Linked DNA regions of Homo sapiens: region 1 is linked to region 2. Evidence: chromatin contacts called from ENCODE Hi-C or POLR2A ChIA-PET data. All regions are on one chromosome and are shown on one strand. The core of a region is the stretch at or near the end of the contact, and the rest is flanking DNA. Distances in the headings are between cores, read along the strand shown.

What was found. Hi-C counts contacts between places; a loop is a spot of excess contacts on that map. ChIA-PET counts read pairs that join two places held with the same protein, here RNA polymerase II (POLR2A). Pooled maps may share reads with other maps.
Region 1: a map with no recorded cell type shows a loop between it and region 2 (4-fold over the local background). The contact joins the promoter of ZCCHC2 here to the enhancer-like site in region 2. A Hi-C loop is called at or near these places in 1 of 37 single-sample maps with no recorded cell type and 1 of 50 pooled maps. POLR2A ChIA-PET finds 5 or more read pairs at or near these places in 2 of 52 experiments (AG04450 and activated T-cell).

The regions. Positions count from the first base shown.
Region 1 is chr18:62,521,693-62,526,209 of GRCh38, forward strand. ZCCHC2 (zinc finger CCHC-type containing 2) reads left to right here and starts at 1,333. Exons shown (of 14, transcript NM_017742.6): 1 at 1,333-2,671. The coding sequence starts at 1,733. RefSeq lists silencers at 587-696, 927-1,196, 1,227-1,726, 2,617-2,856, 3,097-3,226 and an enhancer at 2,042-2,615.
Region 2 is chr18:59,921,563-59,925,528 of GRCh38, forward strand. No RefSeq gene overlaps it. Among named protein-coding and RNA genes, the nearest start is that of PMAIP1, 24 kb to the left of the region's middle. RefSeq lists an enhancer at 2,026-2,165. Within about 2 kb of position 1,754, at least 4 of the 41 ENCODE cell types and tissues checked have a DNase peak (open chromatin) inside an H3K27ac peak, as active enhancers do.

The DNA.
Region 1 (4,517 bases), core at 83-2,582, 2.6 Mb after region 2:
CTCTCACCCTTTCATCCCCGAAACTGATTCAGGCTTCAGTTCACCCTTTTACTGAACTGTGAATGAGCCTCTTAGGACATAAACTTGTGAGGTGAACAGAGTTCAGCATATGCTCTCCCAACAGATGTTCCAGCACCACCGCAAAGAGTTACAATGTGATTCTTATCTTTCTGCATACTCCTACTACATAGCTGTAGTAGGACTTCTAAATTTAAAGTCTTAAGATTTTTTTTAACCCACCTTTTAATTAACCCTCAAAAGATCCAGCTGAGTTTTAAAAATTTGGACTATGTTGCTAAAAAAAAAAAAAAAAAAAAAAAAAAGTAACAGTGCGAGTGTAAACATCTTGGAAGCCTAAATCTGAAAAACGTAACAAAACTTTTTTTTTTTAAGTTTAAAGCCTGTCAAGTTGGTAGCTTATTAAATTCCTCCAGTCACATGAAATTCACAGCAGAACAAGGATTCAAAATGGGTTAGGCACCGAAATGTCATTTAGCAAATCAATGATTCCCAAAAGATAGAGGTTTAGGGGCGGGGAAGGGAGAGGCTTTTCCTAAACTATCCAGGAAATAATTTTCACAGAGCGTTACAGACTAGGAGCGTCCCCAGCAGCGCTCACCCTCGGCCGGCCGGGTCCCGCTGCGCACCTCCCGGCCGCGCGTCCCCACCTGCGCACGGTGCCTCCAGCCTGGGCGTGGGCGCGGCCCGGGATCGCGGCGCCGGGGCCGCAAACCGGGGCCGCAAACCAGCGCCGCCACCCGCGTCCGGACCCAGTCCCCTGTGAGCGACACCTGGCAAAGTTTCACAAGGTGGGAGACAGCCCACCGCCGGCTTTCAGGAAGTGCACTGGGCGGTGAGGACTCGAACGAGCTCGTCCCGGGGCTGGCGCACTCACTTCGGAGAAACCCCTGCTCCCGGGACGCGTTCACTCCGGCCGCGCAGGCAGCCCGGGCACCACTGGCGGAGGCGGGGCGGCAGCTGGCAAGCAGAGGAGAATCAGGAGTCCAAAGCCGGGCCAGGGCCCTCAGGAAAGGTGAGAGCGGCCGCGTCCCTCCGCTCACGTGGGCCTCGCACGCTCCTCACCGCTCCCGGGCTACCCTCACGCCGCCCCACGGCCCCAGCCCGCGTCCTCCTCCTGCCGAGCACCAGCCTTTAGGACCGCACGGAAGCCGCCGAGAGGGAGGCGGCCGGCCAGCAGTTGGGCGTGGCTTCCTGGAGAAAGGCGGCCCCCCAGGGGGCGGGGAGAGCGACGTCACCGTCGATTCGCGGTGCTGATTGGCGGAGGTGAGGTGCGCGGAGCCCGCAAGCTTCTCCGCCCGGCCCGGCTGCTCCACCTCCTCACCCAGCCGCTCCGTCCTCACCGGCTCGCGAGGGAACAGCTCAGGCACCGCCGCCCCGGCTCAGCGCGGACGGCGGAGAGAGGGAGGCGGAAGGAGGACACCCTCGCTCGCTTGCTCCCACCCGCACCCGGGCTCCCAGAACCGGCGAGGAGCCCAGGGGGAGGAGCCGTCGCGGGCACGCCCCGCCCCCAGCCCGGGAAGACGACGCCAGCGACCCCGCCGGCCGGCCACCGCCCCCCTCGCCGGCCGAGACCCGCCCCCGGCCCCGGCCCTCCCCCGGCGGCATGGAGGGGCCCCGCTCCTGACGGCCGCGCCGCCGCCTCGGCCCGTGCTCCACCTCGCGGCCCCTCCCGCCCGCCCCCGCTCGCATGTCTGCGCCGCCCTAGCCGAGGATGCTGAGGATGAAGCTGCCGCTGAAGCCAACGCACCCCGCGGAGCCGCCGCCCGAGGCGGAGGAGCCCGAGGCGGACGCGCGGCCGGGCGCGAAGGCGCCTTCGCGCCGCCGCCGCGACTGCCGCCCCCCGCCGCCGCCGCCGCCGCCCGCGGGCCCGTCGCGGGGCCCTCTGCCGCCGCCGCCGCCGCCCCGGGGACTCGGGCCGCCTGTTGCTGGTGGAGCGGCGGCGGGGGCGGGTATGCCGGGCGGCGGCGGGGGGCCCTCGGCGGCGCTGCGCGAGCAGGAGCGGGTATACGAGTGGTTCGGGCTGGTGCTGGGCTCGGCGCAGCGCCTGGAGTTCATGTGCGGGCTGCTGGACCTGTGCAACCCGCTGGAGCTGCGCTTCCTTGGCTCGTGCCTGGAGGACCTGGCGCGCAAGGACTACCACTACCTGCGCGACTCGGAGGCCAAGGCCAACGGCCTCTCGGACCCGGGGCCGCTGGCCGACTTCCGAGAGCCCGCGGTGCGCTCGCGCCTCATCGTCTACCTGGCGCTGCTGGGCTCGGAGAACCGGGAGGCCGCTGGCCGTCTGCACCGCCTGCTACCCCAGGTGGACTCGGTGCTCAAAAGCCTGCGCGCGGCCCGGGGCGAGGGCTCGCGGGGCGGCGCGGAGGACGAGCGCGGCGAGGACGGCGACGGCGAGCAGGACGCCGAGAAGGACGGCTCAGGCCCGGAAGGCGGCATTGTGGAGCCCCGGGTCGGCGGCGGGCTTGGCTCCAGGGCCCAGGAGGAACTGCTGCTGCTCTTCACCATGGCCTCGCTGCACCCGGCTTTCTCCTTCCACCAGCGGGTCACCCTGAGGGAACACTTGGAGAGGCTCCGCGCCGCGCTCCGCGGGGGCCCCGAGGACGCGGAGGTGGAGGTAGAGCCGTGCAAGTTTGCCGGCCCCAGGGCCCAGGTAAGGCGCACGGAGCCTCCCTGGACTCGCGGTGCGATCGCTGCCCCGGCGGCCTCCCCGGCCTCGCTCTCGGACGCCCCTTGCCCGAGCCCCAGCCCGGCGCAGGTGGCTCGGAATCCCCACCCGGCAGCTCCCAGCGCCAGAGGGCTGAGCTTCGTCTCGCTGGGCCGCTCCGTTCCACTCCCCCACCCCACCCCACACCCCGGCAGACACAGCCACCCGCCATCACAGAATGCTCTAGAAGTCCCTTCCGTGCCACGGTGTTGCCACGGAAGACGTGGAGCTCCCCGCCCGGGGCCCCTCTCGGAGGAAAAGTGTCGGGACGTTTTTGGCTCTGAGCATCTCAGCGCTCGGTGCGGGAGCCGCCGGGCGCTGGAGGAACCTGTGTGAGAGCCAGCCGCAGTGAGCCCCAGGCAGCGCCGTCCTTCCCCGCCTGCCTGGCCGGGGCTCCGCCTCCCGTCTCCGGGCTCTGCCGGGCCCTCGGCGGGGTGTCCTGAAGGTGCGCTCCCGGCGAGCTGCCCTTGTCTTTGGCACAGAGGGACTTTTTTTGCCCAGTGTGTGCCTGAGTTAAAAGGGGTCGTACGGGTCCTTGTGGCTTCTGCTCTGAGGGCTTGTGTTCCCAGCAGACATCTGACGTAGAGACCTGCGAATGGATCTGAGATGAGTAGTAACGCAGGTTGTCCGGGGAGAGAAACCTTTTCTAGCGCGGCCTGGGATGCTTTTTCCCTCCGGCACACGCGCTTTCTCACGGGCTTGATTCCTGCCTACAGATTGGGGTTCCGGGATATTTGTTGAGCGTTTACGATAGGCGTTAATGTTGCCCAAAAGAATCACTTAAACACCAAAATGTAGTAGACGAGAATCCAGATGAGACACTTGTCGCAAACATTAAAGATGAATTTTTTTTACAGCCATGAAAGCAATTTAATGATAATTAGGGTCCAGTGAGTCTTTGAGGAGGACTTTTCCATGGGAAGGTGGGGAGTAGGTTTCAGTAAGAGTGAGAACTGTAAAGTGAGATTATTTGTGGGGTCACAGGCTTTTGAAAGGTGTTGATTTGGATGCCATGTTTTTCAGCTTAGGTGATCTCTAGGAGATAATGGAAAAGGGGATTTTCTCCTCTCCTTGCTTGAACGTTAATTCAGTATATATATATCTGCTGTCATTCAGTACCCCAGAACTAAAATTGGGCATGGTATTTCACTAGTGGCTTTGTGGACTCAGTACCCGTGGAATCAATGGATTTGGGGCTGGAAGGAATTTAGAGATAATCTAGCCTGAACCCCTTTTTTAAAACGACGCTTCTGTGAGGTAACTAATTCATGTTTTGGGACGTATTTTATCAAACTCAGATGTAACGCTCTAGTGCCCAGCATTATCTCGGTGAGTTTGAAATTTTGTCATCTTCCAGCGCCTGTTTACCACTAGCATGCAGTGCGTGTGCTGATGGTAAAAGCCTCCTCCACTCTTCAGCCTACTCGTTAATTTCCCAAAAGTCCTATATGCCGCACAGCCATTAAATTTAGAGACAAAAACATGAATTCAGGAACAATGCTTATTTAAAATGTTATTGTAATAACATACAATATTGTAAAGATAGCCTTAAATTGCAGGTCTAAAGAAAATGTCCCACAGTGGAACCTCATATCATTCCATTCATACTATTCCAACAAAGGTACTTGATTTCTGATTTTAACTGCTGAAAGTCTTTTTTTCTTTCCCTTTTCTTTCTTTAAATTTTGTTTTTAATAAGCGTGTTGGAGGGCAAGTAGAGAAAGGGGAGGGATGCATGCAGACCAGAGTAATGAGATTTTTATGTTGACCGCAATGCGTGACCTTTTCTGCA
Region 2 (3,966 bases), core at 504-3,003:
TATATTTTTATGATGAAGCCCATGATCAGTTTTGAAGTGGGAACAGTCTTGGACTCAGAGATAGAACAGGGTTCTTGTTCCAAGCGCTGCAACTTACTTGCTGAGAGATGGTGGAAAGTCACTCCTTCTCCAGATGTCAATTTCCATGTCTGGAAAATGTTAGGTTGGGTGGGGGTAATTCCTTAGCTCTCATGAATGATTCATCATCTTGGCCAATTTTCTTGTCATTTGCCACCTAATTTATAAGTTGAATGCAGGGGAAAGAACCAAACCAAACCACCTGCTTACCCAACCAACCCAACCAGTAAAGCCATGTCCTGGCAACACTTCTTGTCTCCTGCTCAGATTTTCTGGTATTCCAGCAGTAGAAAACAGTTCTTCATGCTGCTTTGTGTTTGTTTGTGCTGATCTTTGGCTATTTCTGAATTGGAGGAAGATTCTCTGGACTTTTTTAGAGCCTCCCACTGGCAAAGAAGGGCAAAAAAATCTGAGGATATAACCTACCCCAAACAATACTCAGAGTTGGGGTCAAAATATTGATAGTCACTTGGTGGCTTCCTGATATCTCAAATCCAATATTTTTTGTTTTTGTTTGTTTGAGACAGGGTCTCTATCGCGCAGCCTGGAGTGCAGTGGCACAATCTTGGCTCACTGCAACCTCCACCTCTTAGGTTCAAGCAGTTCTACTGCCTTAGGCTCCCAAGTAGCTGGAATTACAGGTGCATGCCACCATCCCTGGCTAATTTTTGTAATTTTAGTAGAGATGAGCTTTCCCCACGTTGGCCAGGTTGGTCTCGAACTCCAGATCTCAAGTGATCCACCCACCTCGGCCTCCTCCCAAAGTGTTGGGATTACAGGAGTGAGACACCACGCCTGGCCCAAAATGTCTTAAATTAAGAGCATTTTAGGCTATTTTGTTCTTGAAGCTTGGTCAGTTACTGCTACTTGTACATCATTTCAAGTTTTTAATTATTTAAACATAAACCATGAGTTTGACTTTTATTTAGGTCAACTTTCTATGAAACAGAGGGAAATAAGCCACTCTGAATTGGCTAATAGTTTAATTCTATGTCAAATGTAGAATTTCTTTTCTTTTCTTTTCTTTTTGAGACAGAGTTTCACTCTTCTTGCCCATGCTGGAGTGCGATGGTGCGATCTTGGCTCACCGCAACCTCCGCCTCCCGGGTTCAAGTGATTCTCCTGCCTCAGCCTGCTGAGTAGCTGGGATTACAGGCATGCACCACCACACCCGGCTAATTTTGCATTTTTAGTAGAGACAGGGTTTCTCCATGTTGGTCAGGCTGGTCTCGAGCTCCCAACCTCAGGTGATCCACCTGCCTCAGCCTCCCAAAATGCTGGGATTACGGGTGTGAGCCATCATGCCCGGTCTCTTTTTTTTTTTTTTTTTTTTTTTTGAGATGGAGTCTCTCTCTGTCATCCTGGCTGGAGTACAGTGGTGCGATCTTGGCTCACTGCTACCTCCGCCTCCCAGGTTCAAGCAATTCTCGTGCCTCAGCCTCCTGAGTAGCTAGGATTACAGGCACATGCCACCATGCCTGGCTAAGTTTTGTATTTTTAGTAGAGACGGGTGTCACCATGTTGGCCAGGCTGGCAAATGTAGAATTTCTAAGCTGTGCTTGATATTGTTTTGTCATCTAAACAGGAGATTTTTCCACAATGGTAGCTTCAACCTGAACACCCAAGATGACATGTGCCTTTGGAATGTCACCTGACAAGACCACACTTTGTCTGTAAGAGAACACCAGTGTCTGGTAACCCACAAACCTTGTTTGGTCTCTGTGAGGAGTTCTGTTTCACCCGATAGCCGCAGCCTCTCTGTAGAGTACAGTGTGACCACATCAGTCATTGGATTTTGTGCCAGGGATTCCCATGAGAGAACAGATTGCATTTGTCTGTAAATGTTTCCTTAGATAATGTGCAGTTTCTTTGGTTGTTTTTTCCCCAAAAACAAACATAAAAGGGGTGAAAATTTTCCAGCTCTTTATTTTGATGTTTGGCAGGAATATGCTTTGATATATTAAGAGAGGTTTTGGTGTGTGTGATATTCTCTGTTACTCCATGAACCTCCTGCTGCTGGGCAGACAGAAACCAAGCTCTGTTGCCTCAAGGGACAGTTGTCATAGCAGAACCCGAGAAATAAGAATCAAACTCTTGTCTTTTAGTTTTAAAAGCTAACAGCCAGGTGGAAGATGCAAAAGATTGAGAAGAATAGGTGGCCAAGGCGAGTCAGTTTTTCCATCGCTGAAGATAAGATAAATCTACTTGTCCAAGACAGAAAAGACTGGAAGAGGGGAACAGTTTAGTGAGGCTGGGGACAAGGGGACCAATTGAAGCAGGCGCTGTTTGTCTTCACCACCAGGAAGCTGTGATGAGCCTCCATGGATCCTCTACAGACCCCACGCTCTGTTTAGAAGCATTCTTCACCTTCCACATAATTTAGGGTCCTTCTCCTCCGTGGGCTACTTGTGAGCAACACTTGCTTGCACCCCATCTTTTTTCAGCATCTCACTGCTCACTGTGGAGGATTCCCCTTTCAGCAGCCTAGGAAATTTAAGTTGCCAAGAAGCTGCCTTTCCAATTCCTTTTTTCTTCCCTTAAAATCCTAATTTACTGTCTCTGAACAGAAGAATTGTGGGTGCTGGCAGGCCTCTGCTTCTGGTAGTCACTCTTCAACTGACCTCATAGAGATCATAAAGCTCTCAGAATTTGGAGCTTTTTCTTTTTCTTTCTTTTTCTCTCCAGAAATATGCTTACCCAAGAATATGGGGCTAGACCGATTTACCAAACAACTGCAAATTAACTAATTCAGATGTGTTAATTCTGAATTTTTTTTCAGGTACAGATAAGAACCCAAATTATTCATTGCACTTAAAGAAAACATAATTCAAATTAATCATACCACTTAGCATTAATTAATGTACTAGTTCATTGCAGAATCTATTGCCCATGGTCAATTCCACCAAATCAATTTCAGAGGCTGCAAGTCTAGAATTATCTCTCTTCATTTGTACTCTTTCTCCTCACCAGAAGTCAGTATATTAAAACCTGATTTAATTAGATACACTCAACAGGGGATGGTTGAGCTTTCTTTCATTTCGTCAGTGTAGGATTCTGTTATAAATAATCCCAAAATAGAAGTTGTTTAACAAAATTAAAAGTTCATGGGTTGCTCACAAAAAGTCTAATGCTGTTGTTCCTAGTTGAGAGGTCTTCTAGTCTTCTCTCTTCCAAGGGGCCATCTGGGGATCCAGGATCCTTCCATCTTGTGGCTCCATATTTTGGCTTCCAGGTCACTGTTATGCACTGAATTGTATCTTCCCCAGATTCATATGTTGAAACTCTAGCCCGCAGTTCCTCAGAATGTGACTCTATCTGGAAACAGGGCCTTTAAAGATGTGATTAAATTAAAATGAAGCTGTTAGGATGGGCCCTAATCTAATGTGACTGATGTTCTTAGAAGAAGAAGAGGAAATTTGGAGATATAAAGAGACACCGGAGATGTGCTCACAGAGAGGAAAGCCCACGTGAGAACATGGCGAGAGGGCAGCTGTCTGCCTGCTAGTGAGAGAGGCTTTAGGAGAAACCAAACCTGCCAGCACCTGGGTGATGGGCTTCCAGCCCCCAGAACTGTGAGAAAATAAATTTCCGTTCTTTAAGCCCCCCCCAGTCTGTGATATTTTGTCATGGTAGCCCCAGCAAACTAATACCTGCACCTCAGCATCATCCAGGGAATGGATGAGTGGAGTGAGAATCCCATCTGGGAACTCTTCATGGCCCAACTCTATAAGTAGTATATCTTTTCCATCTATATTCCCTGGTCCAGAATTTAGTCACAAATGGTGGTGGCTTTAATAAGTGTTCACTAATAATTAGTGATTAAATTGTTTATCTATATTATAAGTACTCAGATACATATGGTGCATATCATAGTGAAAAAGTTAAAAA